2 separate regions of the Homo sapiens genome follow, and region 1 is linked to region 2. The links are chromatin contacts, found by Hi-C or POLR2A ChIA-PET in ENCODE. All regions are on one chromosome and are shown on one strand. Each heading gives the region's core, a stretch centred on a gene start or an enhancer-like site at or near the end of the contact. The rest is flanking DNA. Distances are from core to core; before and after follow the strand shown. Region 1 overlaps LOC107985486 (a long non-coding RNA gene). Region 2 overlaps LINC00189 (long intergenic non-protein coding RNA 189).

Region 1 (4,964 bases), core at 186-2,685, 250 kb before region 2:
CAAATGATTGTCCTGCCTCAGCCTCCCAAGTAGCTGGGATTACAGGCATGCGCCACCACACCCAGGCAATTTTGTATTTTTAGTAGACACAGGGTTTCTCCATGTTGGTCAGCCTAGTCTCAAACTCCCGGCCTCAGATGATCAGCATGCCTCAACCTCCCAAAGTGCTGGGATTACAGATGTGAGCCACCGCACCCAGCCAATTTTGGAATTTTCAAAATACGTCAAGGACTGTAGAACTATACATACACACACACACACATATGTATATATAAAATATACGTATAAATACATATATATATAATGTTTATATATACATATATACAATATAATATATACATATGTATATATATGTATATACATTATATAATATATATGTGTATATTTTTGTTTAATTGATGAAATAATTAACTTGTATTTGGGACTGTAATACAAAAAGCTATGGTCTGGGTTGGGCGCAGTGGCTCACGCCTGTAATCCCAGAACTTTGGGTGGCTGAGTTGGGGGGATCATTTGAGGTCAGGAGTTCAAGACCAGCCTGGCCAACATAGTGAAACCCCATCTTTACTAAAATTACAAAACTGAGCAGGGCGTGGTGGCAGGCTCCTGTAATTCCTGCTACTCAGGAGGCTGAGGCACAAAAATCACTTGAACCCGGGAGGCAGAGGTTGCAGTGAGCCAAGATCGCACCACTGCACACTCCAGCCTGGGTGACTGAGATTCAGTCTCAAAAAAAAAAAAAAAAAAAAAAGCTATGGTCTGGAATGGAAAAAAATGGGCCTGCTTTCTGAATCTTCCACATACTAATTTATGCGGCCATAAGCACATCGCTTAACAACCCTGGGCTTTGTTGTTCCTTTGCTGCCTGGGCATGCTAATATTCTCCTCCCAGCATTGCTATTAAGGTGTTTAGCAGGGTTTCTGAATGAACATAATAAATTTAAAGTGCAACACAGAACTTGCCTCCCCTGACACTTAGCAAGTGAGCAAAGAAGAGCTACAGCAACCTACAGAAGGAAAAATAATTAAACGAAATCGTGGAAGGAAAGTTGCAGGGGAGGGGGCATTCTTCAGTGGAGGGGAGGGGTGCAGTACAGCTGGCATCCAAACCAGTTCCCTCCTAGTGGACCTCAGCTTATCCCAGAAGGAGTGTCACTGAGGTTACAAAGTTCTGAAATTTGTTGTTAATACCCTCAACCTGAACAGAAGCAGACTGAACATATATCTGTATCATTTTCTCTCTTAACAGAAGAATGATGGAGTGGTTCCTGGGGTGAGGCAGGTTAAATGGAGAAAGCAGACAATGTACATAACTCTCTCTGATGAAAATGGAAACTACAGACCTACATCCTGTATTGAAGTACAACTGAAGAACAAGCTAAAGCTCAAGGCCCTTCCTGCCTCCAAGCGGAAATAAAATATATGATTCCTAGCCAAGTGTTACAGAACACGTATGTGACAAAAAACCTCAAAGGCACAAAAGATCCTAAATATCCTAAAAGAGAGCTCCTCAGCCGACCTTTCTTCGTATCCTCTATTTTCTCCTTAGGCGACTCAAAAATGGGTAGAAGCAAAAGACTTAACTATCAAACTGTAGCTTACAGAGGAAAACAAACTCTCATATGACAGGAAGAGGGTTAAGAAATCACCCAGCTCTATACCAGATCAAATGGAACATCAGCACAGGACTGCCAAGTCATAAGCAAGAAGAAAAAAAATAGCACGGCAACAATGCAAACATGTGACAGCCAAAAGGGTGGGAGTAGAAAAGGGAGCAGAATGTCAAAAAGACAAAGAACCAATGCTAGAAGGAAAAATTACTCAATGAACGAGGGAAAGTGCTCTACCACTGTGTTATGCTATGAAACAACGTAATTATTAAATGAATACGGTAAGATGGTAAAAGGATAGAATAAGATGAAAAGAGAAATTGCCTAGCTGAGGCAATAAATTGATGCTCAAATCAACATCATTTCTGAACTAAAAAACGTATTAGAACTAGCAAGGAACTGAATAGACATTGCTAAAGAGCAAGCTACTAACATGTGGAAAATTGAACATAAAAATAATGAATGCAAATTTAAAAAACAAAGACATCTAAACAATTAGAAAGGAACTAAGTTACATGGAGGACAAAGATGATATAGCCAAAGAAGAATTGGTGCCCGTGAGATAATCAACAAGTGAAACTGAAAAAATATGTTGTAAGTTGTAATACAATATATATATCGTATTATACAATACGATATATATATACATATATCCCAAAATTCAAAGAGCAACCAATGAGCCTGAACAAAAGCTCATATCATAATTGAACATATCAAGTGTTATAGGGGATTTTCAACACCAAGAACCATCTAGTAGACTAAGTAACATCAAGAATAAACAATTACACAGTCATCCAGACAAATAATGCACATCACTCACAAAAAGAAAAAAAATCATGCTGGCCGTAGATTTATTCACCATACCAATGAATGCCAGGTGATGATGGAATAATGTCTATTAATCTCTAAGGGAAAAAAAATGGTTCCCCCAAGAGAATTATCTCCAGCCAAGAGAGGTTGTTCACATAGCATCAGGTAGACATTATTGAACATAGAAGAAACGAAGGAATAAAAACATCCATGAGGCCAGGCGCGGTGGCTCACGCCTGTAATCCCAGCACTTTGGGAAGCTGAGGCAGGCGGATCAAAAGTCAGGAGTTTGAGACCAGCCTGGCCAACATGGTGAAACCCTGTCTCTACTAAAAAAAAATACAAAATTCAGCTGTGTATGGTGGTGTGCACCTGTAATTCCAGCTACTTGGGAGGCTGAGGCAGAATTGCTGGAACCCGAGAGGTGGAGGTTGCAGTGAGCTGAGATTGTGCCATTGCACTCCAGCCTGGGTGACAGAGCAAGACTCACTCTGTCTCATAAATAAATAAATATTAAAAAGTAAAAAAATCCATGAATTCCTTCTTAATGACAATAAAATCTAGCCAATTAATAGATGAGTCAAAATTTAAAACTTGAGAATGAAGAAGCCATGGTAACAGAAGAGGTGTTAAGCATTTTATCCACTGTACTATTTTTTCAACTTTCCTGTATGTTAGAATGTATTCATATTAAAAGGTTGGAGAAAAAAGATTAAATTAATGTTATACATGCTATAGTATAATACCATGAAAATACTATACCAGGTACTAGTAAGTGGTATACATGGTATACTATTCCATGGTATAGTATTACACATGTTTTGCAAAGATGGTGAAGCTGAGCCATAAGATGGCACTATTTGTGTTACTGGGTGGTGTCTGACCTCACTCCCTTAGCAGTGCTAGGAAGGATAGGGATAGGAAAAATATCTTTCAGCAGCACTCCAGACTGACATGGTATAAGCAGATATTTATCGGAAGTCTATTCCTAAATTATAAAAAGACTAGCTTTGATAAGAAGAAAAGTTAAGAATCTGGGACAGAGTCAGAGCCTTGGGATGGGATGGAACCATCAACAGGACCATTATGCTACTCAGTAATACTAAAATAAAAGTTGTTAAAATGTATCTTTGTTAATACATTTGTGGTGCTCCCCTAGAAAAAAATAAGAAAGTCATGGTCTCTTTTTTTTTTTTTTTTTTTTTTTTTTTTTTTTTTTTTTTGAGACTGAGTCTCACTCTGTTGCCCAGGATGGAGTGCAGTAGTGGGGTCTCGGCTCACTGCAAGCTCCGCCTCCCGGGTTCATGCCATTCTCCTGCCTCAGCCTCCCGAGTAGCTGGGACTACAGGCACCCACCACCACGCCTGGCTAATTTTTTGTATTTTCAGTAGAGACGGAGTTTCACCGTGTTAGCCAGGATGGTCTCGATCTCCTGACCTCATGATACACCCACCTTGGCCTCCCAAAGTGCTGGGATTACAGGTGTGAGCCATGGCACCCAGCTGGTCTTTGTCTTTTGAGATATTGTCTGTTCTCATCATTGTGTCATGTGATGAGAAGATTATTTAACCAAATACCAGAAAAGCTGAAGTTATAGTTTAATATATTTGGTTATCTATAGATATAATATACAACATATAAATTAAATAAGAAAATATCCATGTGTTAGTGGGCATCTATTGAAATTATGCATGTGATAATTTCAACAGATCTTCCCCACACACGTACATCTAATAAAATTTTATACCCTATAACAATAATTTTAAAGTAATAAAAAATTTTACTTTACTATAATTATTTATATTAAATCAAAACTTGAAACATATGTGGCATTCATTTTAAACACAAGAAAAGAGTAAGGATACCTATTATCAGTATTGTGTTGGTCAGAGAATTTTTGGTTTTGAGAAACAGAATCCCACTAGAGATAGATCACAGAAAGGAGGGTTTATTATAGTAGAATCTAAAACCTAAAGGGACACCAGGTGTAGTGGCTCAGCCTATAATCCCAACACTTTGGGAGGCTGAAGCAGGAGGATCGCTTGAGCCCAGGAGTTTACGATCAGCCTGAGCAACATATTGAGACCCCATTTCTATAATAAATTTTAAAAAATTAGCCAGGCGTGGTGGTGCATGCCTGTGGTCCCAGCTACTTGGGAGGCTGAGGTAGGAAGCTCACTTGAGCCTGGGAGGTCAAGGCTGCAATGAGCCACGATAGCTCCATTGCACTCCAGCCTGGACAACAGAGAGAGACCCTGCCTCAAAAAGTTAATTAATTAATTAATTAATTAATTGAAAAACCTAAAGGGAAAACTGCTTCTCACGAGAAGTTGAAAGATAACAAAACAGCTCTTTCCGAGTCTGAATGTTCTCTTGGATTGGCTTTTGTGGGTTGGTGTGTGTGTGCACATGTATGTGTGTGTACACGTGTGTCATACATGTGAGTGTGCATGTGTGTGGGAACTCAGTATCAACAGTACATGAACTTATAGCTCCTGTCTGACTCCTAACCTGCTGGTTGCTGGCTGGCAGATGAATCAGCTT
Region 2 (4,639 bases), core at 1,867-4,366:
CTCAAGGTGGTCGAGTATAGCTTGCTTTTATCTATTTTAGGGAGACATAATACATCAGTCAATACATGTAAGATGTACTTTGTTTCGATCTAGAAAGGCAGGACAACTTGAAGTTGGGCTTCCAGCTCATAGGTAGATTTTAAAGATTTTCTGATTGGCAATTGGTTGAAAGAGTTAAGCTATTATCTAAAGACCTGAAATTAATAGAATGGAATGTCTAGGTTAAGATAAGTGATGGTGGAGGCCAAAGTTTTATCATGCAGATGAAACCTCCAGGTAGGAGGCTTCAGAGAGAATAGATGGTAAATGTTTCTTGTAAGACTTAAGGTCTGTGTTGATGTTAGTGCTGGAAGGCTTTTCCTGAATTCCAAAAGGGAAGAGGATATATAATGAGGCACTTCTGACCCTCCCTTCCCATCATGGCCTGAACTAGTTTTTCAGGTTAACTTTGGAATGCCCTTGGCCAAGAGGAGTGGTTCATTCAGATGGTTGAAGGGCTTAGAATTTTATTTTTGGTTTACAGACTGATACTGTTTGGCTGTGTCCCCAGCCAAATCTCATCTTGAATTGTAGCTCCCATAATTCTGTTGTGTTGTGGGAGGGACCCAGTGGGAGACACTTGAATCATGGGGGGAGCTTCCCCCATACTATTCTCATGGTAGTGAATAAGTCTCATGAGAGCTGATGGTTCTATAAGGGGAAACCCCTTTTGCTTGGCTCTCACTCTTCTCTTGTCTGCCGCCATGTGAGATGTGACTTTCACCTTCTGCCATGATTGTAAGGCCATCCTAGCCACATAGAACTTTCGAGTCCAATAAACCTCTTTCTTTTGTAAATTACCCAATCTCGGGTATGTCTTTTTTTTTTTTTTTTTTTTTTTTTTTTTTTTGAGATGGAGTCTAGCTCTGTTGCCCAGGCTGGAATGCAGTGGTGCAATCTCAGCTCACTACAACCTCCACTTCCTGGGTTCAAGCTATTCTCCTGCCTCAGCCTCCCAAGTAACTGGGATTACAGGCATGTGCCACAATGCCCAGCTAATTTTGTGTGTTTGTGTGTATTTTTAGTAGAGATGGGGTTTCACCATCTAAGCCAGGCTGGTCTTGAACTCCTGACCTCAAGTGATTCACCCACCTTGGCCTCCCAAAGTGCTGGGATTACAGGTGCAAGCTACCATGCCTGGTCATGGGTATGTCTTTATCAGTGGTGTGAAAAGGGACTAATACACAGATATAACACCAAATGTACAAGCAACAAAAGAAAAAGCAGATAAATTGGATTTCATAGAAATCAAAAACCCCGTTTCTAAGGACACAATCAATAAAACAAAAAGACAACGCACAGAATTGGAAAAATATATGTGCAAATAATATATATAATCAAAGACTGAATATACAATGCAGAATATATGAAGAACTCCTAGAGATTAACAATAAAAAGACAACCCAATTAAGAAATAAACAATTTGATAGACATGTCTTCAAATATGTCCAAATGGCCAATGAGTACATAAAAACGTGCTTGTCATTAGGGAAATACAAATAAAAATTACAATGCGACACCACTTGACACCTACAAGTGAGGACAGCAAACCAGTCCTCACTCTCCTAGAAGGTATGACTTTTCATTCTGTTCCTCACCAAGACCATCACTTCCCACTGCCCCACATTTTCTCCTGCCTCTCCTCTATTTTCCCATCCCTAGTGACAGAAATGACCCAGGCAGTTGCCCCAGATTGAAACGGGAAAGTTTCCTGATCCCTCTCGCAGGACATGCAACAGAGGTATGGCTCGCCTGTTCAGTCGACACCACTGCTCTTCAGTTGTCACCATTGCTCAAACCCCTGATGGGAGGGGAAACACACAGACTGACAGGTGTAGGAGCTGGGGCAAGTGCCTTGGGCTCCAGCCCCGTATCTAGGGGTGGGTGCCTGCGGCCCCTTTTTGCAAGGGCAGAGGACCAGTATGGCAGCTTTCTGTATCCCTAGCTCTTGCTCAGCATCCCAGAAGAATCAGGTGACCCACGGGCTTGAAGGATGAATGTGGGGTTTTACTGAGTGATGGAGGTGGCTCTCAGCAGGATGGATGGGGAGCTGGGAGGAGGATGGAGTGGGAAGATGATCTTCCCCTGGAGTTTGGCCATCCAGCAGTCAAACTCCCCTCCAACCACCCCCAGCTGAGCTCCTCTCAGCGTTCAGATGTTCCTTCTCTTCTCTCTTTCTCTGCTGCGCTGTTTGTCTGCTTGTCTCCTCATCTGCTCATCTGCTTCTGGAGCCTGGGGTTCAGGGTTTATATGGGTACAGGATGGAGGGGCATGGCGAGCCAAAAGGCAACTTTTGGGGCACATAATGCCTGTTCCCACTTACGGCCACGGGTCTCAAGGCTTGAGGGTTGGGACTTTGCTGGGGAACCACCCTCTTCTACCCAATATTTCCCTGTCTTCTGTCCATATCAAAATTACCTTCTCTCCTCCACAACAGAAATCAGGGTTTTCCCCTCTTCCTTCCCAGATTTATCTCTGTGGCAAGTATTTTTGTCTCCAGAAGTCCTATTCTCATTGCCCAGCCAAATGGCTAAAGGAACATCACCCCACCAGCTGTTAGAACCGTGGTGAAGGATGGGAAAATATGTCCCTGGTAACCAAACAGGAAAGCCAACTGAACCTTCCCCACAGAAACAATATTACACGCACCTCAGCCATTTGGGTGTAGGATAGCCTTGAGTGGATAGTCTAGCAGTCCTAACAATCATCGAGGATGTATATGTAAAAAATGGAAACTACGTTTTCACTTTCAAACAACCAGCTCATAAATGAATGTTTGGATCAGACCCATTCTTCTATTTTTCAGTCAAATAATTTTTTATTTTTATTTTTTGGTATCTAACCTTGTTTTGATTCTTGTTGTTGTCAATCAGTTCGACACTGCATTCCTCCAGAAACTCATGAGTATGTTTTGAAAACTTTGCTCCTGTGACCCAGGACCTTGGCTAGAAAGAGTCATCGTAGCACAAGAGGAAGATGGAGCAGGGGTTTTCCTGAGGGTGTGGCAATAGCAGTGACTCATGCTACTTCCTTTTTCTAACCCTTTCCATTAGTGGGGTGGGGGAAAGTCACAGTCAGACCTGGGGAAAGCCGTCTTTATTTAGAGGGCGCCCCTAGTGTAGTGATGGCTTTTTGCTTTCTTTCTGCCACAGTGCAAAGCAGGGAAATAAAAATGCACAGCACGATAGCGAGAGTTTAGAACTCTAAGACAGCCAAAAAAAAGTCATTTATAAAAGAATGCAACATACGCTAAAATTAGTTCCCTAGTGTATGCAAAAAAGAAAGTCAAACTCAGCACATTTCTTTTTGTGTAGTCAGGTACTAAATGTCTCTTGCAGCATATGAAGTGGATAAAGAGAACAGAGACGAAGAAGAAAGGAGAGAGAGGAGTGCAAAGAAGAAAATAAGTGTGGACATAAATTCGCTTTTCAGTGTGTGTAGTCTAGATACTATCTTAGTTCCCCAAACAATGTTTGCTTTGTGATTTCACTGCATAACTCTTTCAGATGTTTTCTCTCTGAATGGCTAGAAGTCAACAGCTCTAGACCCTAACTCTGTAAAAGCAAAGGACTCAAGTCCTCTTCAAGTCTTTCCACTTATAAAAAGGGGAATAAATGAGAGTTTTATATCTTGTGAGCTTTTTAAAGCATTTCACAGAAATTAAACATCAGTGATTACATAAAGTTATATATAACTTCTCAAACTGAGGGGAAAGAAGCCAAGTTGTTGAGGAAACCATAGCCAAAGAAGGATGGCTGTTTAGTTCCCTGAACCACGCTTTTGAAATACTATAATCGAGATCATTCAATGAAACTTGTTTGCTTAAATTTTTTTTACTTTATTGAAAAGAGGGGCTGAGAGGAAGGAAGGCATGAACTGCTATTTCACAAATTAGCATAATTACATCCACTGTATATGCTATTATGGAAATTCAATTTAAGAAATTATAGCTAAAACACCTAGCACGGCGTCTGGCACCTGTTAAGGGATCAATAAGACTCAGGTGTCACAGTTTTTATTATTATTGCTGTTATTATCATTGTGATTATTATAGAGGGGGATCTGTGAGTTACAAGGAGATTGCTGGTAGTTGGATAACTGACCCAAATCATTCCAAATTCTCATGTTGTATTTCATGGACCATGTACAGAAAATAGAATGACAGTTCCATTTTTGTGTCAAATTGTAATTAGTTAACGCCATGCCCTCAAAAGAAACCTTGATTTTTATATTATTATCCAAAATGAATTTCATTCCCAAACTCTTGAATGTGAATATCTTTGACCTGTAGGAGATGAAAATATGCCTGTTTGGCATAAGGATTATTTTGAGGTATTTTGAGAAATTGCAGACACAGGAGAAGCTCTGAAAACAGAGTAAAAGTTACCCTTTTGTAAGAAAAATGTATATCTGTAAAGGAAATCTCCATTTGTAAGTGTCTTCCTCTCTGTACCAGGATGAGAAGGATGACTAAATCATTAGAGACTCAGTGGAGAAGGCACCAACTTAGATCTGCATAACAAACTTGACCTTTGCTTACTGTGTTTTCCTGGGCGTCTCACCATAACTGGCCTTCCCCTCACCCTTCTGTCTTTGTTTC

Evidence for each region. A loop is a pair of places that touch in the nucleus more often than their neighbours do. ChIA-PET counts read pairs that join two places held with the same protein, here RNA polymerase II (POLR2A). Pooled maps may share reads with other maps.
Region 1: a loop to region 2 is called in a map of naive thymus-derived CD4-positive, alpha-beta T cell, with 10 times the contacts of the local background. The contact joins two enhancer-like sites. A Hi-C loop is called at or near these places in 1 of 168 maps with a recorded cell type or tissue (naive thymus-derived CD4-positive, alpha-beta T cell) and 7 of 50 pooled maps. POLR2A ChIA-PET finds 5 or more read pairs at or near these places in 1 of 52 experiments (activated CD4-positive, alpha-beta T cell).

The regions. Positions count from the first base shown.
Region 1 is chr21:29,446,147-29,451,110 of GRCh38, reverse strand. The region is part of intron 1 of LOC107985486 (a long non-coding RNA gene); the gene reads right to left. Among named protein-coding and RNA genes, the nearest start is that of BACH1-IT3, 47 kb to the left of the region's middle. Within about 2 kb of position 1,435, at least 2 of the 41 ENCODE cell types and tissues checked have a DNase peak (open chromatin) inside an H3K27ac peak, as active enhancers do.
Region 2 is chr21:29,194,953-29,199,591 of GRCh38, reverse strand. All of the region lies in intron 1 of LINC00189 (long intergenic non-protein coding RNA 189), which reads right to left. Among named protein-coding and RNA genes, the nearest start is that of LINC00189, 3.8 kb to the right of the region's middle. RefSeq lists enhancers at 2,870-3,109, 2,367-3,566. Within about 2 kb of position 3,116, at least 17 of the 41 ENCODE cell types and tissues checked have a DNase peak (open chromatin) inside an H3K27ac peak, as active enhancers do.